Regions from separate parts of the Homo sapiens genome. Here region 2 is linked to region 1. Evidence: chromatin contacts called from ENCODE Hi-C or POLR2A ChIA-PET data. All regions are on one chromosome and are shown on one strand. The core of a region is the stretch at or near the end of the contact, and the rest is flanking DNA. Distances in the headings are between cores, read along the strand shown.

Region 1 (4,688 bases), core at 904-3,403:
CTGCCTCTGATCTCAGTGTCTGCTTTCTTCTGAGCCCATATGTATGGTTCTCAGCGATTGAATGCTGCACAGTGGAAAAGGAGAAGTGTTGTTTCATGTTTTTCTAAGTCCCTGGAGAGTCTCTTCAAATTGATGATGCTATATGGAATAGATGGAATACATTAATTAAATGACAGGTGATAGTGAAACTTCTAAATCAGGGTTTCTCAGCAGCAGCAGCACTATTGGCATTTGTGGCTGGATAATTCTTTGTCGTGGGGGCCTGTTATATGCATGATAGGATGTAGAGCAGCATCTCTGGACTCTACCTACTAGATATCAGTAGCAACCCCCAGCTGTGACAACCAAAAATGCCTCCAGATATTGCCAAATGTTCCCCGGAGGCAAATTCACCTCCAACTAAGGACCATTGCTGTATCCAAACATTCTTCTCTTTCTTCATTCTGTTTATTTATTTATTTTCAAGACAGAGTCTCACTCCGTCACCCAGGCTGGAAGTGCAGTGGTGTGATCTTGGCTCACTGCAACCTCCACCTCCCAGGTTCAAGCAATTCTCATGCCTCAGCCTCCTGAGTAGCTGGAATTACAGGCACACACCACCGTGCCTGGCTAATTTTTGTATTTTTAGTAGAGACGGGGTTTCACCGTGTTTCCAGCCTGGTCTCAAACTTCTGACCTCAGGTGATCCACCTGCCTCAGCCTTCCGAAGTGCTGGGATTATAGGCGTGAGCCACCGTGCCCATTCTGTTCCTTTAGATGTGTTTGTGGGTACTCTTTTGTTTATTTGCTTAATTCATTTATCAGGTGGTTATTAAATTTTCTGCTATACCAGCCTTTATACCAGCCTATATTCTTTACCAAGAATGTAAAGATGAACCAGCCATCTCTTTCTTCATGTTCATATACATATGAATATATATATGTGTGAATCCGTGTGGATATATATGAATATATATAAAATATATATATGGATATATATACATATATATTTGAGTCAAGTTTAAATGTTTCTGAAAGTTCCCTTTTTAGAGTACTGTTTCCAGGCTGCATCCCTGGCTGGCATTTGAGTCATTATGACTTCTTTAATGAATGTTGGGTTTTTATTTTTGTAGCCTGTGTCTTTGAGGAAAGTCCCTTGCAGTATGGATGAGTATCCTTAGTTTTTGGCACAGCTTTTAACCTTATAAAATGATAATACTCTATTAATCTATCAATTTCATCCATGAATGCTTCAACCCTTTCAGATATAGCCTCTCACTTGTCACTTCAGATTTACCGTTTTCTTCTTTTGTGATTTCTTTCATTCTCTTTAACCAGCCACCTGAGGCATCATTTAACCTGAGGTCATTTAAAGTTTTATTTAAAGAAACTTCTGTTTGGAAACCAAGGTCAAGCACAGCAGAGGGATGTTCATTGCATGGCTTTCTGGTAAACTTTAAGTTAGCATGTTCCCTTTCACATTTTTAGAAACTGATATAAAAATTGCTCATGGGAAATCAAATTTGGGGCAGTTTTCTTTCCAGGGGGAAGGAAAGAGGGATGTATTTCAGCGAGGAAGAGGTTGACAGATAGTTTCCACTATGTGAGTAATTTTAATTTTTTTATGCTACATGGTGGGCACGTGGGTGTTCATTATATTCTTTTCAAATATATGTTGTATATTGGAAATACTTTCTAGTACATATGAAAGAAAAGGCAGCCAACTGAAAGTTTGGTTTCTGTTTTTCTGCCCTTCACTCCTTTTCAATAGATGTTTGGGAGTTAGGTCTCCACTGAATGAACTACCCACGTTTCTGTCCTTGAAGGGCTGGTGGGGGGCGCTTATGTAACATTGCTGGCCTTTTATATCTTTTAAGAGGCGCTGCTTTTTTGCCACGTGCTGTAGAAAATTATTTGACAAGCACTCACGCTTTGTGCAGGGTGACCAGGTTCATCCGTAAAATGGTTAAGACCTTTTCGAAATACATTGCCCCCAAGGATGTGGTGGGGAGGGTGCTGGGATTCTGAGTGACAGCCGGCGAATGCCAGAGGGAAGAATTAAATTGGAGAGGGAGGCGGAGAGGAGGGAGGTGATGGTGGGAGGAGGAAGGGAGGAGCGACCAACCCTCTCCAACACACCCAAGTGACCAGATTCATCATAGCACGAAACTTCACAAGTTACACCCACTGCCTCCGCCAGCAGCCGGGGAAGGCTGCTGCTTCCTCATTTCTGTTACTGGAAGTTTGGGACATGTGAAGCCAGACGGGGAGAAACGTGCGCGCCTTGTTGAGCAGCGGTGAGCTTGAATTTTGAAATCGATTCTTTCCACCGGCGAATCTCTTTGTGTCGGGTGGTCAGGGGAGGCAGCCGAATGTGGCTCTGAACGAGGATAGGTGAGAGCCCCGAGCTGAGCTGTGCAGCTGGGGCCGGGGAACCGTGCGTCCCGTGCCCCTTCCCAGAACGAGCAAGCGCGTCTCCAAGCTGCGCCCCGAGGCTCGGCGCGCGTTGCCGGCTGAGCTGCAGGGGACGGCGGCGACGCTGGTTCTGGCTCCAGGGTAAAGAGATTCGGGCTTTGAAAGCGTCATCTTTCCCCCTTGACTTCTGTAAGCGAGGATCATTGTATGGGATATGGGGTCGGGGAGGAGACTGCGGGATCACGTCACCCACCCAGGATGCGTCCTGCCCGGGGCTGTCCCGCTGCTCGTTGGGTAATTGCAGGTCAGTGCCATTGAAAAAGAACCCCATGACAGGCTTGGGAATCAAGTGAGAAAAAAGTTCCGAAGGAATATTCAGAAGCTGTGGCTCCCGACCGCACCTGGATGGGAGTTCTGGAGTGGGACGTCGGAAGTCTCGGGGTTCTCATTAATTTTACATCTGATTAAATTAGTTCGACTCTAGGTTCCTGGCTGTGGAGGTGTGATTTGTTTATCTGGATCATTTTTTTAAATGTCTGTCTTTCTGTGAAAGCTAGCTTACCTTTGGATCGATTGCCTAAGTCAATTTTGTGAGAGGAAGTTTGGGTGGAAGGTGGTGCTGGGGGCTGGGATCATTGCAAGTGGCAGTATGTCCCAGCAAAGGATAAACTTAGCTCAAATGAGGCTTCTCACAGACAGGATTTAGGTTTTATTTCAAGTCTGGAGCTGGTCACTGGGCTTCCATTTGGCCTGTGTAGCTTTTGCTCAGTGTGTAGGGGTCAGAGGGAGGCTATTGGGTTAACTGTTACCTGTTGCACTTGTTTCATACCTGATCAACAACTTAATAGTACACCAGCAGCTGGAGCTGGTTTTTGTTTTTTTGTAAGCGAATCCTTCATGAGAATGTTTACAGAATCATCTTACTTTGAGGGGAAGAAATGAAGGTGAAAAATGTGTGGCTCCTGTTGTATTTATAGCAAGCCAAATGTTCTTTCCCAGGTCTGGGGTGGGTACAATCAGGAAAATGTCAGTAGCTGATTTTATCATTTTTCTTATATCGAAGCGGAATTGGCAGACTCTCTCAGCATACCTTCCCTTGAACTTTGGGGGTCGGGAGGCAGGTTGCTGGGGCCGCAGTTTGCTTAGCTTGCTCTGACTCTCCCACTTCCTTGAAGTTAAAGATACAGATGGAGAGGAAATTACTTTTAAACCAAATCAGACATGGCTTAGGGAAGAACAACAGGTTGCATGATCCAGGGCTAGAGCCCTGAGTTCTAGCTCATTTTGAGCTCAAGAAAGGACCCAGCAGCAGGTAGATGTGAAATTGATGCTGACATGAGGTCTGTGATCTACTCCCTCACGCCCCTCCACCCCACAAGGAACCTTTAGTAACTCACTCAACAGGAAAGACAACCAAATTGGATCTCATGATAATGCTGGTGAAACTGACTAATAGACGGAGTTTTATGGAACAATAATTCTTAGCTACAAAAAGGGGAACTGCATTGTTCATAGAGCAAAGGTTTTTAGATATTGTCACATGTGACTGTTGGAAGATACCATCATGAGGACATTTGAAATTGGGGTTAATGCTAGTATATGACCGTGTAGATGTGAGAGAAAGTGGCAATTTCTGTATCATTATCTTTTCATATTGTCTCCCCACCTCTCCCAGTAAATAAGCTGGTTTGTCTCTGGTTGGTTATATTTTTAAATTTTATTCACTTATTTCTTCTTTTTAGAGATGGAGTCTTGCTCTGTTGCCCAGGCTGGACTGGAGCTCCTGGGCTCAAGTGATCCTCCCGCCCCAACCTCCTGTATAGCTAGGACTATAGGCATGTGCCACCTTATCTGACTGTTTTTAAATTGTAAATTTGTTTAATAGATACTAGATCATTAAAATTGTTTGTTTTAATACCTAATTTTTACAGAAATTTTCCCATTTTATGTACAATTTAAAATTGGTATAATATTGAACATGCTGTCCTCATAATATTTTTAAAGACTGTAGTATCTGTAGATATGTTTCCTTTTTCATTCATGGCGTTATTTGTACCTTTTCCCCATCAGTCTTGCTAATGTATTATCAATTTTATTGGTCTTTTGGAAGAACCAACTTCGATTTTTGATGGTATCTTAATTGGAACACAAACAAAGGCCACCTCCTTTCTTGAGTTTATATTCATTTTTAAAATTCTGCCCAGTGGAACTCTGTCGAAAAAGGCCTTAAACAGCCTTTGAAAATTAGCAACTGAGTTCGTTAGCTGCAAGTAGGAGGACACCATGTATTTGTC
Region 2 (4,688 bases), core at 873-3,372, 210 kb before region 1:
CACTATTGTTATCTCATTTATATAAATGGGGAAACCGAGGCACGGAGGCCTGAAGTAACTTGCCCTAGGTAACAGCTAGAAAGGAACCGGGCCTGAAATTAGGCAGCCTCACTCCAGGGTCTGTTCTTTTAAGGATGGCCAGATGTACTTCTAAACTTCCTTAGGGAAAAACCCTCTACTCATTTTCAAATATATGTATTTCCCCTAGATGGTGGCTTGTAACAGGTAAAGAAATGGCTCTTTGTCCTGGGATGAAAAGCTTCTCAAGGGAATTATTCTCCATTCCAAGCTGTTGGCTGAAACGAGGCTGGTTTTGGAAGGGGTGTCTTTGGAAAATCTCTCAAACTTGACTCAAAAACCTCCCTGTAATACTGATCATGGAACCTGGTGGACGCATCCGTTCAAGAGCTACCATGCTACCCATTCTTCTCAAACTGATGTTTTAGAAGCACTTCAAATCCTTAAAGCTCTTGCCTATAATTATAGCTCCTCTATAATTCATGGATTCCATGTTTTTTCAGTGCCCCAAATGTGCCAAACACTGTGCTAGGACTGGGATCCAGCAGGGAAGATAGATAAGATTCCGGCTTCCATGGAAGGCTGCAGTGCAACAGGCAACTTCAGCCCCGTGTCATACAGGCCTGTGAGGGGAGCACAGGGGGTGGAAGCACTGGAAGTGGAAATGTGGCATCTAACCTTGACAGGGTACAGGAGGCTTCCCGGGGTCTGTAAGAGCAGTAGTTCAGCAATGCCTACTGCATGGATGCCTTGGCGGCCAAGCTGGGATCTGAAGAAGGGTAGGAATTAGTGAAGTGAAGGGAGGGGCTGGGGGTTGACGTGTTCTGGGGAAAGAAAAGAGACCCAGAGTTGGGAGCGCAAAATGAGATTTTTCTGCTTAGAAGGATCATTCTGCAAAGTGGAGAACAGATTTCAGGGGGCAAGGCCTGGGACAGAAGGACGATGGGAGCCCTTTACTGAGGTCCAGGTGAGACAGGATGGGAGGAATGGGTTTGGGAGGTTAACAAAAATGGATGGGAGAGGGTTAAGAAGAAGGAGGAATCAGGGATGACTTTCAATTTTCCGGTTTAGGTTTATCTTCCACAGCGTGGGCAATTCTTTTTGTTTTCAACAAGATCACCCCGGGAGCGCAGACCTTCCCAGCTCCCGGGGCGAACACGTGTGTATGGAATCAAGGTGTAAGGAACATACATCCCAGCCTTTGTTGTAAATGGGGAAGTCTAGAGCTCTTCAGGAGAGGAGGAAGCTCCGGCCTCGTGTAGGGAAAGGTTTCGCTCGAGGCTGTACCGCCAGCGTCTCCGTTTCCGCGTTCTCCACAACCTTGCGAGAGGTAAACTGCAACTGTAGTTTCCGGATTTTACAGAGGAGCCCAGGAGGTCTGCGTGAACCCTGCCCGAGTCACTTACTCTGCCCAGCAGGTAAGCGTAAGGCCCAAACCCCACGCTGTTATTCCAAGTTCGCTTGCTGGGCACGGTAAGTGAACCCTGGGAGTCCTGGACTCTGGTGAAGGCCACCATGCCCTACCTGGAGGCTGCTCAGGGTCTAACATCCTCTAGCATCCACGGGAAGGGATTGCGTTAGGATTTTTTTCTCTCGTAAAAAAGTTCCTGTCTCCCCCTAGAGCCAGGCACACGCCTCCCGCGCCAGACCACTTGTCCCAGGCACAACATTTTTTGACTCTTCGCCTCCCCCGTTTCGATCCCCCTTCCTCTCCGCCTTAGGTGGCAGGAAAATCCTTTACCTCCGACCAATCCCACCGATGCCGAGCCGCGCGCGCGCGCCAACTAGAGCTCCGTCTGTGCACGCCATTGGCCACCTCCACCTATGCGAGATGACAGGCAGCTTCGCGGACCTATCGCCGAGGGAGGCAGAGGCCTCCGGCCCTCCCAAAGCTGCTTTGTTAGGGGCTCCCTGGTCGTCCCCCGGCCCGCCGCGCCTCCGCTGCCTGCGGGCGATCTCCCCGGGCCGCGCTGACGGAGCCTCGCAGGAAGGCATCTCTGGAGCGCGCGCCGCCCGCGCCCCTCCAGCCGCGCGCTCCGAGCCTGGCTGCGGCGCGGATACCCGGCGTGCGCCCATAGTCGCTCTACAGCCCAACTCCGAACGCCCCGCTCCTGCATCCACCGCCTCGGATTGGCTGGCCGGAGGCGGAGCGATTGTCAGGCGGCCCAATCGGAGCTCGGTTTCCCACGGGCTCCCGCGGCCCGGCCCCCGAGGCCGCAGGCGGAGGGGCCCTGACAGCTCCGATTGGCAGACCACGAGCGGGTTCGAGCGCGGCCGGCAGAGCAGCGCCGCCGCCGTCGGGCGCGCAGCTCTGCAGCTCCGCGGACGCCTTGGCGCCCGCAGCCCCAGGGGCACGGCTGCCCCGCATCGTGCCCGGCCCCGTCGCGGAGATCCCGGACGACCGTCGCGGGTGAGTACCGCGGGCCTGGGGTGCGCGGGCGTCCGGCCGGAGCCGCCCCGGGAGACGGCGGCGAGGATGCCCGGAGCCTCGGTGCCCGTGCCGGGCACGTTCTGACCCCCGTCTCCCGCACACTGGGGCTCCCGGCGGGTCCTAGCTCCCCCCGATCGGGCTTTCCACGTATTGTTTTCGTGTTCACACACTTGGGAGGTGGGGAGATGCGGGGAGGAGAGGCAGGAGGAGGCATCCCTCGCGCGAAGGAGGGAGACGAGACCGTGCAGCCCAGGTGCCTTCGCTGGATGGAAATGACAGCGTCCGGACGTCGGCATTCGGTCCTCTCGGCAGCAGGAGGTCAGCGCTGACCTGCGGCGGCCGCGGCACTTTGTATTTTATCGGCTGATTTTTGTCAACTTCGGGGAGGGCGTGCTTGTGCATCCTTGTGTCTATGTTTGCGTCTCGGTCCCTGACTTAGGCACCTCCGGGCCTGGCTTTTCGGCGACGCGTCCTGGGCGCTCACCTTGGCGATCCGTGCCGCCCTCGGGGCCGGGCTCACCGGGCGGAAAGCCCGGGGGCCGGCGCACGGAGCTGGGGACCCGCGACGAACCCCCGGAGGGGGGCATTAAAAGCGGAATCCTGCGGGTGCGCAGACAATGCCTCATCCGGGCGGTCGGGTCCCGGGGACTGTGCCCTGGGTCCCCGCGCCCTATCCCGTCCCCGCCTCGCCCTCTCACCAGCTCTGCCGCTGCGATGCTGCTGCGCCGCGCCCCTCGCCACCCGGCTGGGGACCCGCGTGGGGCCCGCTTTTGTTTACAGACCTCGCCATTGGGCGAGAGCAGCGCGCCGTGCGCCCCCCAGCCCCGGCGGCTGCCGCTTGCCCCCTCGAAACCTGGAGAAGTTGTTGCGCGCTGTCAGGTGACGCCCCCTCCCCCCGGCCGCGGGGCGGGATGCTGCAGGGGAAAGATGCCGTCTCGGCGCCTTCGCGCCCAGCCCCCGCCGCGCACGGCGCCTCTAGGTCCCCTGCACCCGGGGGCGCCCGTGTCCCAGCCTGGGGTCCAGGCTGGCGGCCCTCGGGGCGCCGACTCGGCCACACTCACCCGGTTCCAGTCGTCGCGTCTCCTGGTCTTGCCCCCGGGTCAGCCCTGGTTGACTCGGAGCCTGCCTTTTCCCGCGCGCTGGCAGGTCTTGAAGGACGTGCGCGAGCCCTTGGGGACACTGTGCAGTCTGTGCCCGCCTCGGTGACACCCGCGCGGCCCCGCAGGGCAGCTGTGCCGCATCCCGAGTCAGAGCCGTCCGGATCGGGTTACCCATGCACGCTGACTTGGCGCATACTTTGAGTTGGAGCAGAGGTTTAGAGCCTGTGCGCTGAGGTCAAACAAACCCGGGTTCCAGTACCTGCTCGGTGTCACTCACAAGCTGGGTGATCCCGGCCGAGCTATTCTATCTTCCTGTGTCTCAGTTTGCGCATCTGTAAAGTGGGGATAAGGAATAACCTCTAGGGGGGCGGGGCTTAAACGACCATATAGATTAACCTCAAAGCACAGTGACAGCCACGTATGAAATATTAGAGTCCTGTTGATTCTGTGTTAGAGGAAATCTGTAATAGAGGATGGCCCCTTGTCGCTTTCCTTTTCTGCGTTCTTCACTCCCCCAGCCCCAATTTCTTTTTATTATAAAAGGCATGAAGGACTGCTGTTCTCAGCTTCAAACAGGACTTGTTTTACTTGGCCTTAGGTTTAATTAGATTTATCTAATCGCTTGCAGCCCTTTTAAAAATGTGTTTGAATTTCCATTAGGTTTTAGTTGTTTCTTCTTTCTTCTTCAAGATTCTGCTGGGACCCAGACCTGGGTTTGGAGAAGGAAAAACCCTTCCAGGTGGAAAGCAGTTGCCAGTGAACCAAGGACTGCTGTGGAAAGTGATTAAGTCCAGGAAGGAGGGAGGTTTGAACAAAGAGATGTCTGGAGGTTAGGAGGGAACACTTTCTAGGAGAGATGAAATTTAAGCTATGCCTTGTAGCTGAAGAAGTTTGGTAAATTGTTGGTTTCCAGCATATGCTTTTTTGTATCTCAAGGTAAAAAGCTGGGCTAGGGAGGGTGGATGCCTTTGCGTGGTAAACACCGACGTTGCTAAGTAATTATCTTTGAATAGAGGAGAAATAAAACTTAAGGAAGAGGCTGTTGACTAAGCAGGGAAGGTAGAAGAGAATCAATTTCATTGAATATCTTCAAAATGTTGTGAATGTGTTTTGAGTTGTTTTTCCTCCACTAGCTCTGC

The links. A loop is a pair of places that touch in the nucleus more often than their neighbours do. ChIA-PET counts read pairs that join two places held with the same protein, here RNA polymerase II (POLR2A). Pooled maps may share reads with other maps.
Region 2: a map of PC-9 shows a loop between it and region 1 (4-fold over the local background). The contact joins the promoter of TIAM1-AS1 here to the promoter of TIAM1 in region 1. A Hi-C loop is called at or near these places in 19 of 168 maps with a recorded cell type or tissue (CD4-positive, alpha-beta T cell, CD4-positive, alpha-beta memory T cell, CD8-positive, alpha-beta T cell and 12 more), 1 of 37 single-sample maps with no recorded cell type and 19 of 50 pooled maps. POLR2A ChIA-PET finds 5 or more read pairs at or near these places in 20 of 52 experiments (CD4-positive, alpha-beta T cell, CD8-positive, alpha-beta T cell, GM12878 and 12 more).

Annotation. Positions count from the first base shown.
Region 1 is chr21:31,341,726-31,346,413 of GRCh38, reverse strand. It overlaps TIAM1 (TIAM Rac1 associated GEF 1), which reads left to right and starts at 2,153. Exons shown (of 28, transcript NM_001353694.2): 1 at 2,153-2,276.
Region 2 is chr21:31,556,667-31,561,354 of GRCh38, reverse strand. It overlaps TIAM1-AS1 (TIAM1 antisense RNA 1), which reads right to left and starts at 2,122. Exons shown (of 2, transcript NR_171013.1): 1 at 1,760-2,122; 2 at 868-1,338. It also overlaps a transcript of TIAM1 not described here. RefSeq lists a silencer at 1,774-2,403 and enhancers at 1,683-2,495, 3,309-4,122.